Linked DNA regions of Homo sapiens: regions 1 and 2 are each linked to region 3. A link is a contact called in ENCODE Hi-C or POLR2A ChIA-PET data. All regions are on one chromosome and are shown on one strand. The core of a region is the stretch at or near the end of the contact, and the rest is flanking DNA. Distances in the headings are between cores, read along the strand shown.

What was found. Hi-C counts contacts between places; a loop is a spot of excess contacts on that map. ChIA-PET counts read pairs that join two places held with the same protein, here RNA polymerase II (POLR2A). Pooled maps may share reads with other maps.
Region 1: a loop to region 3 is called in a pooled map, with 6 times the contacts of the local background. The contact joins the promoter of CARNMT1 here to the enhancer-like site in region 3. A Hi-C loop is called at or near these places in 1 of 168 maps with a recorded cell type or tissue (CD4-positive, alpha-beta memory T cell) and 7 of 50 pooled maps. POLR2A ChIA-PET finds 5 or more read pairs at or near these places in 1 of 52 experiments (OCI-LY7).
Region 2: a pooled map shows a loop between it and region 3 (2.4-fold over the local background). The contact joins two enhancer-like sites. A Hi-C loop is called at or near these places in 1 of 168 maps with a recorded cell type or tissue (B cell), 1 of 37 single-sample maps with no recorded cell type and 2 of 50 pooled maps.

Annotation. Positions count from the first base shown.
Region 1 is chr9:75,026,208-75,030,734 of GRCh38, reverse strand. CARNMT1 (carnosine N-methyltransferase 1) reads left to right here and starts at 2,442. Exons shown (of 8, transcript NM_152420.3): 1 at 2,442-2,723. The coding sequence starts at 2,494. RefSeq lists a silencer at 2,221-2,910 and an enhancer at 3,561-3,610.
Region 2 is chr9:68,637,910-68,641,946 of GRCh38, reverse strand. The region is part of intron 4 of TMEM252-DT (TMEM252 divergent transcript); the gene reads right to left. Among named protein-coding and RNA genes, the nearest start is that of PIP5K1B, 65 kb to the left of the region's middle. RefSeq lists a silencer at 2,672-2,761. Within about 2 kb of position 1,411, at least 3 of the 41 ENCODE cell types and tissues checked have a DNase peak (open chromatin) inside an H3K27ac peak, as active enhancers do; they include B cell, where a contact is called at or near this core.
Region 3 is chr9:71,780,282-71,784,578 of GRCh38, reverse strand. No RefSeq gene overlaps it. Among named protein-coding and RNA genes, the nearest start is that of CEMIP2, 14 kb to the right of the region's middle. Within about 2 kb of position 1,263, at least 12 of the 41 ENCODE cell types and tissues checked have a DNase peak (open chromatin) inside an H3K27ac peak, as active enhancers do; they include B cell, where a contact is called at or near this core.

The DNA.
Region 1 (4,527 bases), core at 1,193-3,692, 3.2 Mb before region 3:
TATGAGAGGAGGGTGGGTGTATGAAGATCACTTAATATCTCTGATTCCCTGGTTTCCTCACCTGTAAGATCACAACTGAGTTTAAAGCTGAGCACCTTCATGACACAGACTCTAAGACTCACCAAGTTAGGAGACAGAGTCAAGGAAGCCTCTGCACATAACTTTAATTTGAAAATGTTTATTCTACCTCCGAGGATATTTCAAAGTATGGAGCTGATTATCTTTATCCATGACATTCTGGCCTTTATCAATTAGGTCATTCAGACCTATATCAATACATTTAATGAATTACAACATGTAAAACTTCTGTGCATGTGTACATGAGAACAGTATTAGAAACAGCTACTACTATGAGTGTTTATACATAACTTCCGAACAATTAGTGTTTGGAAAAATAGACATTAGATAGAAAATCTGGAAGAATGGGCAAGGAATTGGTATATTGTGTCTGGAGAGGAACATAGCTGGCTAGGGACAGGTAAAACAATTATTCACACTTGGCCGAGCGTGGCGGCTCACGCCTGTAATCCCAGCACTTTGGGAGGCCCAGGCAGGTGGATTGCCTGAGTTCAGGGAGACTAACCTGCGCAACATGGTGAAATCCCGTCTCTACTTTAGTATTTTCAAATACAAAAAATTAGCCAGGTGTGGTGGCGCATGCCTGTAATCCCAGCTACTCGGGATGCTGAGGCAGGAGAATCGCTTGAGCCTGGAAGGCCGGGAGGTTGCAGTGAGCTGAGATCGTGCCACTGCACTCCAGCCTGGGCAGCAGAGCGAGACTGTCTCCAATTCATATTTGTAATCCTTTGCACTTTCTTTTTGAATTTTGAAACATGTATTACTGCATTACTATTAATAGACTCACGTTTTAGAAAACTTTTATATAAAAATGTTGTCATTTTAAGCATTACCTTTATTTCAACTATTAATTTAAATTATGAAAATATGAAGCCACTTCACTTTCAATATGGTTGTAACTTTTTAACAGACTTTGTGGTCACTGGGCATATTTAACCCCTCGAATAAAGCAATCTTTCCCTTTTATCATTACTTTGTAAGACTCATTTGCTGGGTGGTGGATTAAATTGAACAGAATAAGTTATTTCTTTTTCTTTTCTTTTTTTTTTTTTTTTGAGACGCTGTCTCGCTCTGTCGCCCAGGCTGGATGGCACGATCTCGGCTCACTGCAAGCTCCGCCTCCCGGGTTCACGCCATTCTCCTGCCTCAGTCTCCAGAGCAGCTGCGACTACAGGCGCCAGCCACCAAGCCCGGCTAATTTTTTGTGTTTTTAGTAGAGACGGGGTTTCACCATGTAAGCCAGGATGGTCTTGATCTCCTGACCTCGTCATCCGCCCACCTAGGCCTTCCAAAGTGCTGGGATTACAAGCGTGATTCACCGCGCCCGGCCCCAGAATAAGTTATTTCCCAAGAGCCACCCTTAGATGCTGGTAGGTGTAATGGTCTTCCCAAGACCAGGTGCTGGATAGAAGGTCCTTGCATTTTCCTCATCTGTTGCCATCCTCAGTAAAGGAGGAATTAGGACTGCCGCAAGCCCCTAAAGACTGGAAAGATGGGACGGGCGCGATGGCTCACGCCTGTAATCCCAGCAATTTGGGAGGCCGAGGAGGGTGGATCGCCTGAGGCCAGGAATTCCAGACCAGCCTGGCCAACATGGTGAAACCCCATCTCTACTAAAAATACTAAAATTAGCCGGGCGTGGTGGCGCGCGCCTGTAATCCCAGCCACTCGGGAGGCAGAAGCAGGAGAATCGCTTGAACCCAGGAAGCAGAGGTTGCAATGAGCCGAGATCGCACCACTGCACTCCAGCCTGGGCGACAGAGTGGGGAAAAAAAAAAAAGTGAAAAGATGATGGCGCCCACTTCCGACCCCCTTAAGTAATTAAAAATAGGAATTCATTTAGGAAGTGAATTAAAACTTAAATTAGGGTGGATACAAGACGTTCCTTCTAGACTTTCTGAAATAAAAATTCCGAATAAAATCATCAAAGCCGAACTTTTCCTTTTTGCCTTTCCCTTCTTTGCTAGTGCCTGGGACCGCGTTCAGCCTCCAGCTCAACAATCCGGCACTCGCCGGCTTTTAAGTCCCACCCACGCGGCCGCGCACAGGTAACGGCAGTGCCAGTCCCACCCCACCTACGAGCTCCTCCTCCGCCTCCCACCAAGGGGCCTTGGCCCCGCCCTTGGAAGCGTGGTTGTGACGTCAGCGCGCTGTCTCCGAAGCCCGGCAGCAAATGAGCGCAGACCGCACGGGCCCTCCGCGTACCAAGGCACACGCATGCGCATTGGTTCTGGGAGCCCTGAAGACCTGGCGGAGCCCAGCGCGGATGGAGGCCTGAGGGTGGCGGGGGCGGAGCGCGCCGCGAGCTGGGGGCATGTCCGCGGCGGGCGCCGTCTAGAGGAAGGCCAAGCAGCCGCCACCACGCTGTCGGTCGCGGAGAGACGCAAGCGAGCCAGGCCGAGGGCCGCGGCGGCGATGCAGCGACGGCGTCGCCCTCCGCCGCCCACCTCCCGGCTGCCCGAGGGCTGCGGGGGAGGAGGCGGTGGCAGCGAGGAGGTGGAAGTGCAGTTTTCCGCCGGGCGTTGGGGCTCGGCCGCGGCGGTTTCGGCGGCAGCGGCGGCGGCCACGCGCAGCACCGAGGAGGAGGAGGAGAGGCTTGAGCGTGAGCACTTCTGGAAGATCATTAATGCCTTCCGCTACTACGGGTAAGGAGCCCGTGGCGGACCCCGGCCCAGACCGTCGGGGCGCCCACTGGTGGCGGCGGACCCGCCGGAACGGGGGCGCTCGCCGTCCCGCCGCCACGCCTCCGAGGCGTCGGGACCCGGCTGCTGCAGCTGACCTCCGGGCCCCGAGTCACCTCGCACCACCCCAGCCCCTCCCGGCCCTGCACACCCGCGTGTCCGCCGCGCCGTCTGCTGCACAGCCTCGTGTCTTCTGACCTCAGGATCAGATTAGCTCTCCTGCCTCCGTCCTCGTAAAGGTTTGGCTTTGAGGCCGATGGGGGTGACCAGAGAAGCGCTGTAACAATTTCAGATAGAAGACGATGGTGGTACAATCGTCCACTGCTGGGCTGATTGGTGTGTGTGGTCGATGTCCTCCAAACTGAACACACGGAGAGCCCAAGTTCACCTACGCGTGGGATGCTGTAGGACGTATTTTCCCAAACTGTTACCAGTGCTTGTAAGAGCAGTTTAAGATTTCCACCCACCCCTCTTTGGCGCTGTGAACGCACTTGCACTTTTGTGTGAGCGATTGAATGATGCTGCTCAGTGTCTTTAACTGGTGGGTGATTAAGGGCGGAAGTGGTCCGGATATTCTAAAATTTGCTAATTATTAGGAGAGATGAGAGAAGTCACAATAAGAGCTGCCTTTACGTTCTTTTTTTCTGCAAATCTGTATCTAATTCTCCCTGGTGTGCTAGGCACTGTGGTAGGACCTTTATGCTCCTCATTCATAAAAACAGCTCCCTAACTTCCACGTTTCTTCTAGATAGATGTTAAAGTAGCTTAATCACAAAATTATAATTCCAAGAGCTGAAAGGGACTTAAATCAACTGGATTTTCAGGTGAAGATAACACTTTTATTCACGTAAGAGATATGAGTCCACCGGTGACTATGTTCTGAGGCTGCAGTTGGAATCAGACAGACATGACCTCCTACGCAGGTAAACCTGTTCCCATAGGTGGGTTCCTGCTGTGCTTTATGCAAAGTTTTTTTATATTGTTCATCTTATGTATTATAGTTGTTTTTATAAATCTCTTGCTTTGCTGTGACCTCCTCAAGGGCAGGGGCTGAGTCTTTTTTATTTTTATGTCACTAGTGCTTGGCATATGTTGTTTAAGCTCTATTTTTAACAAAACAAATAGTAGCAAAGAAATACATTTCTCATTCCCAAATAGTCTGTCAAGTTTTTGACTGATAGTTAAATTAGTTTACTAGTCTGAATTTAGAAGCTTGCTTAGTGAAAGCTTAAAGTTATTTGGAATCTGATTGTATATGTGATAGGAACTTTTGAACTTCGAAGATCTTGATGAAATAATTTACTGATTAAACCCAGAAATAGGGACCAGGGACAGCATTACTTTACGGAGCCCAAAAGAGAAGTTTGGATATTTTATTTCTCCAGGTTTAGTAGTAACAGAGGGAGCAAGGCGTCAGACCATCAGAGAATTGAATTTGATGCAGGAATTGTGACGGAAAGAACCATAAAGTTAGGAAAGGCAGCTAACATCAGATAGCTAAGAGTGGGAGATACAGAAAAGTCTGGTACATTTTGCTCTTGAAAAATCTAGAAAGAATATTGGGAAATGTCTTGGGAATATGGTGGACCCATTTAGTTAAGTGCGTAGTTGTACTTACTTTTAATATATTAGGACCAATTTAAAATTGATATTTATGGGTAAGTATGGGATGGGACTTTGTTGGGGTAGGGGTTGATCAGGAACTGAAGTGTGGCAATATAGAGAAGAGATCTTGTGTGAATATTCTAGTGGTTGTGATACTATTTCC
Region 2 (4,037 bases), core at 162-2,661, 3.1 Mb after region 3:
CCTTATAGTGTTGCATAGCACATTTTGGGTTTTTGTTTTGTTTTGTTTTAAGATGGAGTCTCACCCTGTCACCCAGGCTGCAGTGCAGTGATGCAATCTTGGCTCACTGCAACCTCCGCCTCCCGCGTTCAAGCAATTCTCCTGCCTCAGCCTCCTGAGTAGGTGGAATTATAGGCGTGCACCCCACACCTGACTATTTTTTTTTTTTTTGTATTTTTACTAGAGATGGGGTTTCACCCTGTTGACCAGGCTGGTCTTGAACTCCTGATCTCAAGTGATCCACCCGCCGTGGTCTCCCAAAATGCTGGGATTACAGACATGAGCCACCACACCCAGCCATAGCATGTTTGTATAGTTACTGCATTTCATCGCCACTAAACTTTGTGAGGTAGGCTAGGGCATACATTAACTTTTATTTTTATTATTTCTTTTCTGTAGACATGGAAATTGACCCCTAGAGAGGTAAGTTAACTTGCCAAAGGCACTGGACAAATTTGGGGTAGTGCTGGGACCAGTACTCAGGACCTTCAGCCGTAAGACCTGATTTGTTCTATGACACCATGTCCCTCCCGTCAGCATCAAGAGATGTTTGTCCAGAGCCTGGGAGGTATAGGCCTTTGAGCAAAGCTCTCTGGATAGGAAAACAGATGTGGTCTCCACCCTGGGAAGGATTTCTATTTTCTTTGGGAGATGACCCTTATTCTAATCCAATTACTTACCACACAAATAGTTCATTGGTTTTTTGGAAATATATTGCAAGCACAATCAAGTTTATACTTCTTTTCTGTGCCCCCAGGGATTTTATACATTGCCCCACACCCAGCAGGTGCTTTGTGTGTTGGTTCAATGAAGCTTACATTAGAGACTAAGAGTGGCAGTTTGATAGAAAGAGTGGAGACATTGGAACCTGGTCTGTGTTCACGTCCTGCCTCTGCACTTTCTGGTTGTGTGACCTAGGCAGGCATCTGACCCCTCAGTGCTTCAGGTACCTCAACTATGAAAGGAAGACCTTAGTAAATACCACACAGAGTGATGCAAGGACTGTGACATAATACAGCTATGGTCTTGAGTATACTACCTGGCACAGAGTAAGGAGGCAGGAAATGTTCACTATACTATTATTAGGATGTGTACCTTATCATCTTCCTAATACTTTCAGCTTGTCATTGTTGAGCCTGCAAAGTTTCCTGTATGTATTTCAGCACATGCTTCTGTAGAATCTAATTGCAGGTGGTTCTCTTTTCTTTTCATTCAGGCGAGGAGGATCATCACATTCAAAGCTATAGTTCAACCAAGTGCAACTTAGCACTGTAACTTCCTTAGCTACAGTCATGCCTATTAATAGGATCAACCTGGGACCTTCTTGGCAGGTGTCAACTCCACCCACAACCAAGTTCACCAAAAACACAAGTTAAATTTGGAACAGGAGGCTTTGAACAAGATGCCCCTGGTTGCTACATGTGGTACTCTTACCCTAAATGCAGTGGCTAGGGGAGCTGCATTTTAGTGTTACGATACTTCCGATAGGACCAGCAACTGCTAGAAACTGCTAGAATCCTATTCAAAGGATTCCTGGAGCTCCTTTAATAGAGCACATTAGTGTGGACCAAAGTCATTTCCCAAAGAGTGGGACCCCCTAAGCCCCCTGTGCCAAAGTTGGACACAAGGGCTCATAGAGTCCGTCTGCTATCTCACAAGATGCTTCTGAGCCCAGATGATTTCAGCTCAGTAACGTCCAATCTGCCTGCTTGTTTTCCCTTCTGCTTTCCCCAAAGCAGCCTCAGAAAAAAGGAAATGTTGCCTGTGTTGAAATGGGGCCTCTGTTGGAAAAAATAAAACACAGTTTCACTGCAGGTCAGCATACTCAACCCTACACTCTCCTCGTAATGGAATATAAAGCAATGAAACTCTTTCGGGTTCATTACTTGGAACTCTATCAATTTGTCTCCAATTTACTCATTCCTTTGATTCAGGTAGGAGAGAGCAATGATGGCCTTGACTTCCAGAGTCACCTCCCACCTGGGATTTCTCAGGCCCAGAAGCACACTCCTTTCCATTGCTTTAACTCTTAATTCCTCTCCCCTGCCCCACTGCATAGAAATTAGCATGAGTAGACGTGTCTATCTCTACTGTGAACTATGTACTTAGCATAAAATACCTTTAAAATAACTTGATAGCAGCTCAGCTGTCTCTGGAAATATACCCAGTTGAGCCTTTTAATTATAAGATGTTTGTTGTTCCCCCGGTATTTGAACAATTGCTTTTCTAATTTCTGAACCTACCTGTAGCTATATTTTTTGAACTCTTAGGATATGCTAGGCTCTGCACTATCTGATTTAAACCTGACAAAGTCTCCATGAAGTAGGTATGACTGTTATACCCATTTTACTGTTAAGAAAAAAAAAGGGAAATTAAGTAACCCATAATGCTAACTTTTCTGCCTCAGTGCCTCCCTGTTATAACAGGCTGTGGGCTTTTTTTTTTTTTTCTTCCTCTCTCTCTCTCTCTCTCTTTTTTTGGTTGAGACGGTGTTTCACTCTGTCGCCCAGGCTGGAGTGCAATAGAGCGATCTTGGCTCACTGCAACCTCCGCCTCCCAGGTTCAAGCAATTCTCCTGCCTCAGCCCCCCGAGTAGCTGGGATTACAGTCATGCGCCACCACGCCCAGCTAATTTTGTATTTTTAGTAGAGACGGGGTTTCACCATGTTGGTCAGGCTAGTCTCAAACTCCTGACCTCAGATAATCCACCCACCTCAGCCTCCCAAAGTGCTGGGATTACAGGCGTGAGCCACCACACCTGGTCGGGCTTTGTTCTCTTTACGGATGAAAGCACCTTGAGGGTGGGGACCAAGGCTTAAAACTCTGCCGAGTTTTCAGTTGCATCCCTATTACCAGGTGGGAGTTTCACAAATGCTACAATCAGTCCAGTTCTCAACAATAATTTATACAAAGTGCATATCTATTTAGAACTTTCTGGGTTTGAAACTTAGTATCAATCCCTGTGGAGTACACAAAGGAAGTACATCATCTATTTGGGGGGTATTAGTCCCTATGAAACAGGAAAACCAATTAAATGTTTAAACTAAAAATAAATGTTTCAGCCTCCAGAGAAAGGGGAAACCTTCACTGGGGAGGTGGTGGGATTTCAGGTGGCCCTTGAAGAACCAGGCCAATGTCAAGAAGTGGAGAGGTGGGAGAATGAGGAATAAGGTGTGGGAAAAGGCAGTCTTGGGGGAAAGAAAATGGGGAGTTGGCCTGTAACAATAGAATATGCACATTGTAATTTCTTTCACCATCAAGGATGAGAATTCTAGAAGGCTTATAGAGACTTCTCTTGATTAGAAAAAAAAATACTTCTTAGCTCACCAAACAGATTTTCCTCCAGAGCCTGGTATAGGAGGCAAAGGACCCATATAGGGCAAGTTCCAGATACAGAAGGAACTGGTCTTCGCCTCCTTCTGGTTCTGGTGTTCTCTTTGACCACCCTTTTCTATTTCCAATTATTTTTCTCTGAATTTAGTTTTTGCAAGTGGAAGATACAGAAGCTTTATGAGCAGAATAAAACAACCAGGGTTGGCAGCCTTGCTCTCAACCCTCTAGCTGTGTGTGATCTTTGAGGAGGATGATAGCAAACCTTGGTTCAGCATGTCTTGTGTGCTAGGTGATGTGTTAGATGATGTGCCAGGCATTGGGTGTGTGTTAAGTCATTGCATCTTCACAAGTAAGGTGGGTCATTACCTATTACCACTGCCCTTTTGTGACAAAACAGAGGCTTAGTGAGATTAAGTAATTTGTCTAAAGTCACACTGCTGGTCAATAGCAGAGCTGGGACCCCAGCACAGATGATGTGACCTCCAAGTCTGCTCTTAGCCCATGCATTACTACTTCCCAAGTCACTGGACTTCTTGGAGCTCCAGTTTCCTCATTTGCAAAGCATTCATAAATATTTAATGAATATTAAATAAATATAACAAAATATTCATAAATATTCATACTGTCTCCTATGGTAGAGAGTAGGGAGAAGTAATGTGATAATG
Region 3 (4,297 bases), core at 14-2,513:
CGGTGGCAATGAGTGACTTTTCCCTCTATTAGTTCCTCTGAGATATGATTTCTAAAAAGAGCCTGGCACCTTCCTTCCCTCTCTCTTGCTCCCTGTCACCTTCCACCGTGAATGAAAACTGCCTGAGGTCCCCACCAGAAGCAGATGCTCAATGCCATGCTTCTTGTACAGCCTCTAGAAACATGAGCCAAATAAACCTCTTTTCTTAATAAATTACCCAGCCTCGGGTATTCTTTTATAGCAACCCAAAATGAACTAAGACAATAGCTAACAAGATTAACAATAATTCCTTAAAGCACCTGATTCCTTGTCCATATTGAAATTTCTTCATTTGATCCCAAATGTGTCTTCCATTGATCCACTCAGATAAAGATCCAGTCAAAGACTACATGTTGTACTTGATTATTGTGCATTTTAAGTCTCTCGTGGTCTGAAACAGTTCCCTTCCTTGCTCTGGCCTGTAACTATTTTCCTCTTTTGACCAGCAAATAATCTGTGGTGGCAGGGTGGAGAGGGTGTCAATACAAAGTTTGACTAAGGTTGAGTATATATAACATGGGCTAATCATACAAAAATATTTTACTTATTTATTTATTTATTTTTGAGACAGAGTCTCGCTCTGTCACCCAGGCTGCAGTGCAGTGGTGTGATCTTGGCTCACTGCAACCTCCACCTGCCAGGTTCTAGTGATTCTTGTGCCTCAGCCTCCCGAGTAGCTGGGATTACAGGCATGTGCCACTGCACCCAGCTGAAAAATCTTTTATTTAAACGCCACTGATGTTTGTCTTTCCTAGAAACAAACTGAATATGAACATGGAAGTCAGTATTATTTTTACTATTTTCTCCAGCAGAATGACTTTACCACTCTCAACTTGTGGTTAGCACGAGATATTACATCTAGATACTTCCGAAGGCAGAGGGGAGCAAGAGAAGAAAAGTCATATTAGGACCTAATAATCCTCTTGTTCCCCTCAAAATCCAAACCCCAAATCTAAATCGGTGATACCGACTTTTAAAAGCAAAGCTGCAAATAGGTGATGTGGGTCCCCTCTCCCTCCCCCACTCCAAACAACTTGAGCCTTGTGTAAGCAGCTGCCAGACCTGCCCCGGGGCAAGGAAGAGCATGCAGCAGGTCAGGACGGTATATGACATGCTGGCACAAACACCCGTTGTCCCACCTCCACCCTTTCCACCCTCCGTGCGTCAGCTCCCCTGCAGCACATGCCGTGAGCAACTGTGCTGCTGACAGTGTTATTTCCTGTCACGAAATGAAATGTGTAAATGAAAGTACAAAAGAATGGAGGGATGACTGGTGGCCCTGTCACACTGGTGACACCTAGGGCCTAGCTGTAGGAAACATGTCTGGCTGGCTGCCCCGCCTCCTCACGCCAGTGCTTTTCCCAGCCTGAGCATCTCCATCTCTCAGTGATATGCTGTCCAGGCTTGGAACATTCTGCTCCTTTGGCCACTCCAGGTGTGGGCATCTCTTGCCTCCTGTTTTACATTGGTTTTTCAGTCTGTCACAGTTGAATCCCTTTAGCTGTTCACACTGTACTGAGATTATGGGCCCATGGATCTCTGTGCTGGAAGGGATGTCATTGGCACCAGCACCCACCCAACAAATAGTGGAATGTCCTTGTCACTATTGCTTATATGCAGTTGGTGAAGTGGTTAAGAGCAAAGACACCCTTGGTTCACATTCCTGGCACCTACTGGCTATATAATCTTACACAAATTACTTAGTCGCTTTTAGTTTCCTCATTTGTAAAATGTGTGGATTGGCAGGATGAATATCTATCTGTAAAACACACACAGCAGTGCCTAGCTCATAGCAAGCATTCTATAAGTGTTGCTATTTGCATATACCTGTCCAATCTCTTCATAAACACATCCAGGGATGTGAAGCTCATGAAGCTACCTTTACAAGGAAGCAAGCTCATAAAACAAGACATTTAATCTTTGGTGAATTCCAACAATCAGATACAGCTCCTTATAGTGTGTGATTATTATAGGGAAAGAAGGAAATGTGTTGCCAAAAATATACTGGGCCTTGTGGAAGATTTTTGGCTACATTCTTGTCACCTTGTGGAATTATTTATTCCCATTTTATCAATTTGCATGTGGCAAAACTGAAGCACAGAGGATTTGGGAAATTTGTCCAGAGTCAAACAATGAGTAGATGGTTGAGTCAGGATTTGAACTTGGGCTTTTTAGACTCTAGCATCTTCAAATATTGGAAGATAGTAGTCATTTTCCAATGAGACTTTAGTTTTTCACAGTGGTTGGCACATAATAAGTTATCAAATGATAGATATTGTGATCTATTTGTTTGTTTTGTTTTTTGAGACAGGGTCTTGCTCTGTCACCCAGGCTGGAGTGCGGTGGCACTATCATGGCTTACTGTAGCCTCAACTTCCCAGGGTCAAGGGATCCTCCCACTTCAGCCTCCTGAGTAACTGGGACCACAGGCGTGTGCCACCACGTGAAGCAAATTCTCGTATTTTTTGTAGAGATGGGGTTTCACCATGTTGCACAGGCAGGCTGGTTTTGAACTTCGGGCGACCTGCCTCGGCCTTCCAAAGTGTTAGGATTACAGGCATGAGCCATCATGCCTGGCCATGACTGTTAGTTTCTATAATACTTTGTATGTTGTCAAGGCCCTTTTGAACCATCCCTTCCTGCATACAATATGCATTTATTCGAACCCTCCATCAGATGCTTGGCTTAGGCTCTTCTTGGTCATGGCCAGGATGGAGTGCTCCTGAAGCAGCCTGTTTCATTTTGGATAGCTCTTATAATTGGCTTTATTCATTTATTTATTCAATGAATATCTAATGAGAGCTGAGATCTCAGTATGTCAAGCACTGAGCTATACACTGGGGATACAATGGGAAATGAAAACAGCAAATTCTTCAAAAGAGTGAAACATATTTTGCATAGATTGATCTTCCACCTACTGCTATCACTTCTGCCCTCTGAAGCAACAGAAACAAAAGGTTAATTTGTGCTCCCCACAATAGCTCTTCATATATTTGAAGATGGTTTTTCAGTTTCCTGTGTGACTAAGATTTTTTTTCTCCAGGCTCTCCTTGTAACAGTAGTATTTTCTTTAATACTGCAGATGATCCAAAGATGATGAAAGAAAATAGGTCTTATTTACTTTTTCTGAGACTCTGTTTTCTTATCTGTGAAATGAGGATAATTATACCCAACAGATGATATTGTATTACTTGTCTGAAACAGAGTAAACATGTCTGTGCATTAGTGTGCATTAACAACATTAAATAACTTTAACTATGCAAACGTGTACTATGTATTCTTATAAATGGGTCAGATTGACTAATTTACTGCGTAACCACTCTGTGGGGGTAGGTAATGAATATTCTTATTTTACAGAGAAGACAATGAAAGCACAGAGAGGTTAAGTGACTTGTCCAAGGTCACACAGCTAGTAAGTAATACAGCTGAAACTGGATCGGAGACAGCATGGCTTGAGAACACTGGTTGAAAGTCATTTTTATACTAGAAGGGGCTGAATGAGGGAGAAGAGTCAAGTGTTCAAAAGGTAAAAGGTAAATTAAAGTCCAAACTTGGAGTCTCATCTTTCACCAGTGGTATGTATCAGCTACTATTTTAAATAATTACCTACAGTTTGAAATTCAGTCTCTCAGATTCACAGTCTGGATATCTGGCCTTAAATGGGGCTTCCTTGTTCCCTGTTTGCAGCATCCAGTCCATTTAGCTCCCGCCTCACATGTTCTGGCTCTCTTTATATCCCAATGTACAGTTATTGGCAGCAAATATTAGTTAGTATTTTTTCTCGACACATCATTTGTATGTTTCTTTCACTGCTTCAAGTCACAGCTTACAAACGTATCTTTTCACTTAAGTGTGGTTTTCTTGATATAGTTTGGTTTTTAGCTATTTACCACTCTAAATTTGTCTGCTAAACAGGGAAAGCATAGTTTCAACTTAAATCATAAACAAAGGGATAATTTTCTTTCTTTCTTTCTTTCTTTTTTTTTTTTTTTTTTTTTTGAGACAGAGTCTTGCTCTGTTGCCCAGGCTGGAGTGCAGTGGTGCGATCTTGGCTCACTGCAGCCTCTGCCTCCCGGGTTCAAGTGATTCTCCTGCCCCAGCCTCCTGAGTTGCTGGGATTACAGGCACACACCACCACACCTGGCTAATTTTTGTATTTTTAGTAGAGACGAGGTTTCACCATGTTAGCTAGGCTGGTCTCGAACTCCTGACCTCAAGTGATCCACCCACCTCGGTCTCCCAAAGTGCTGGGATTACA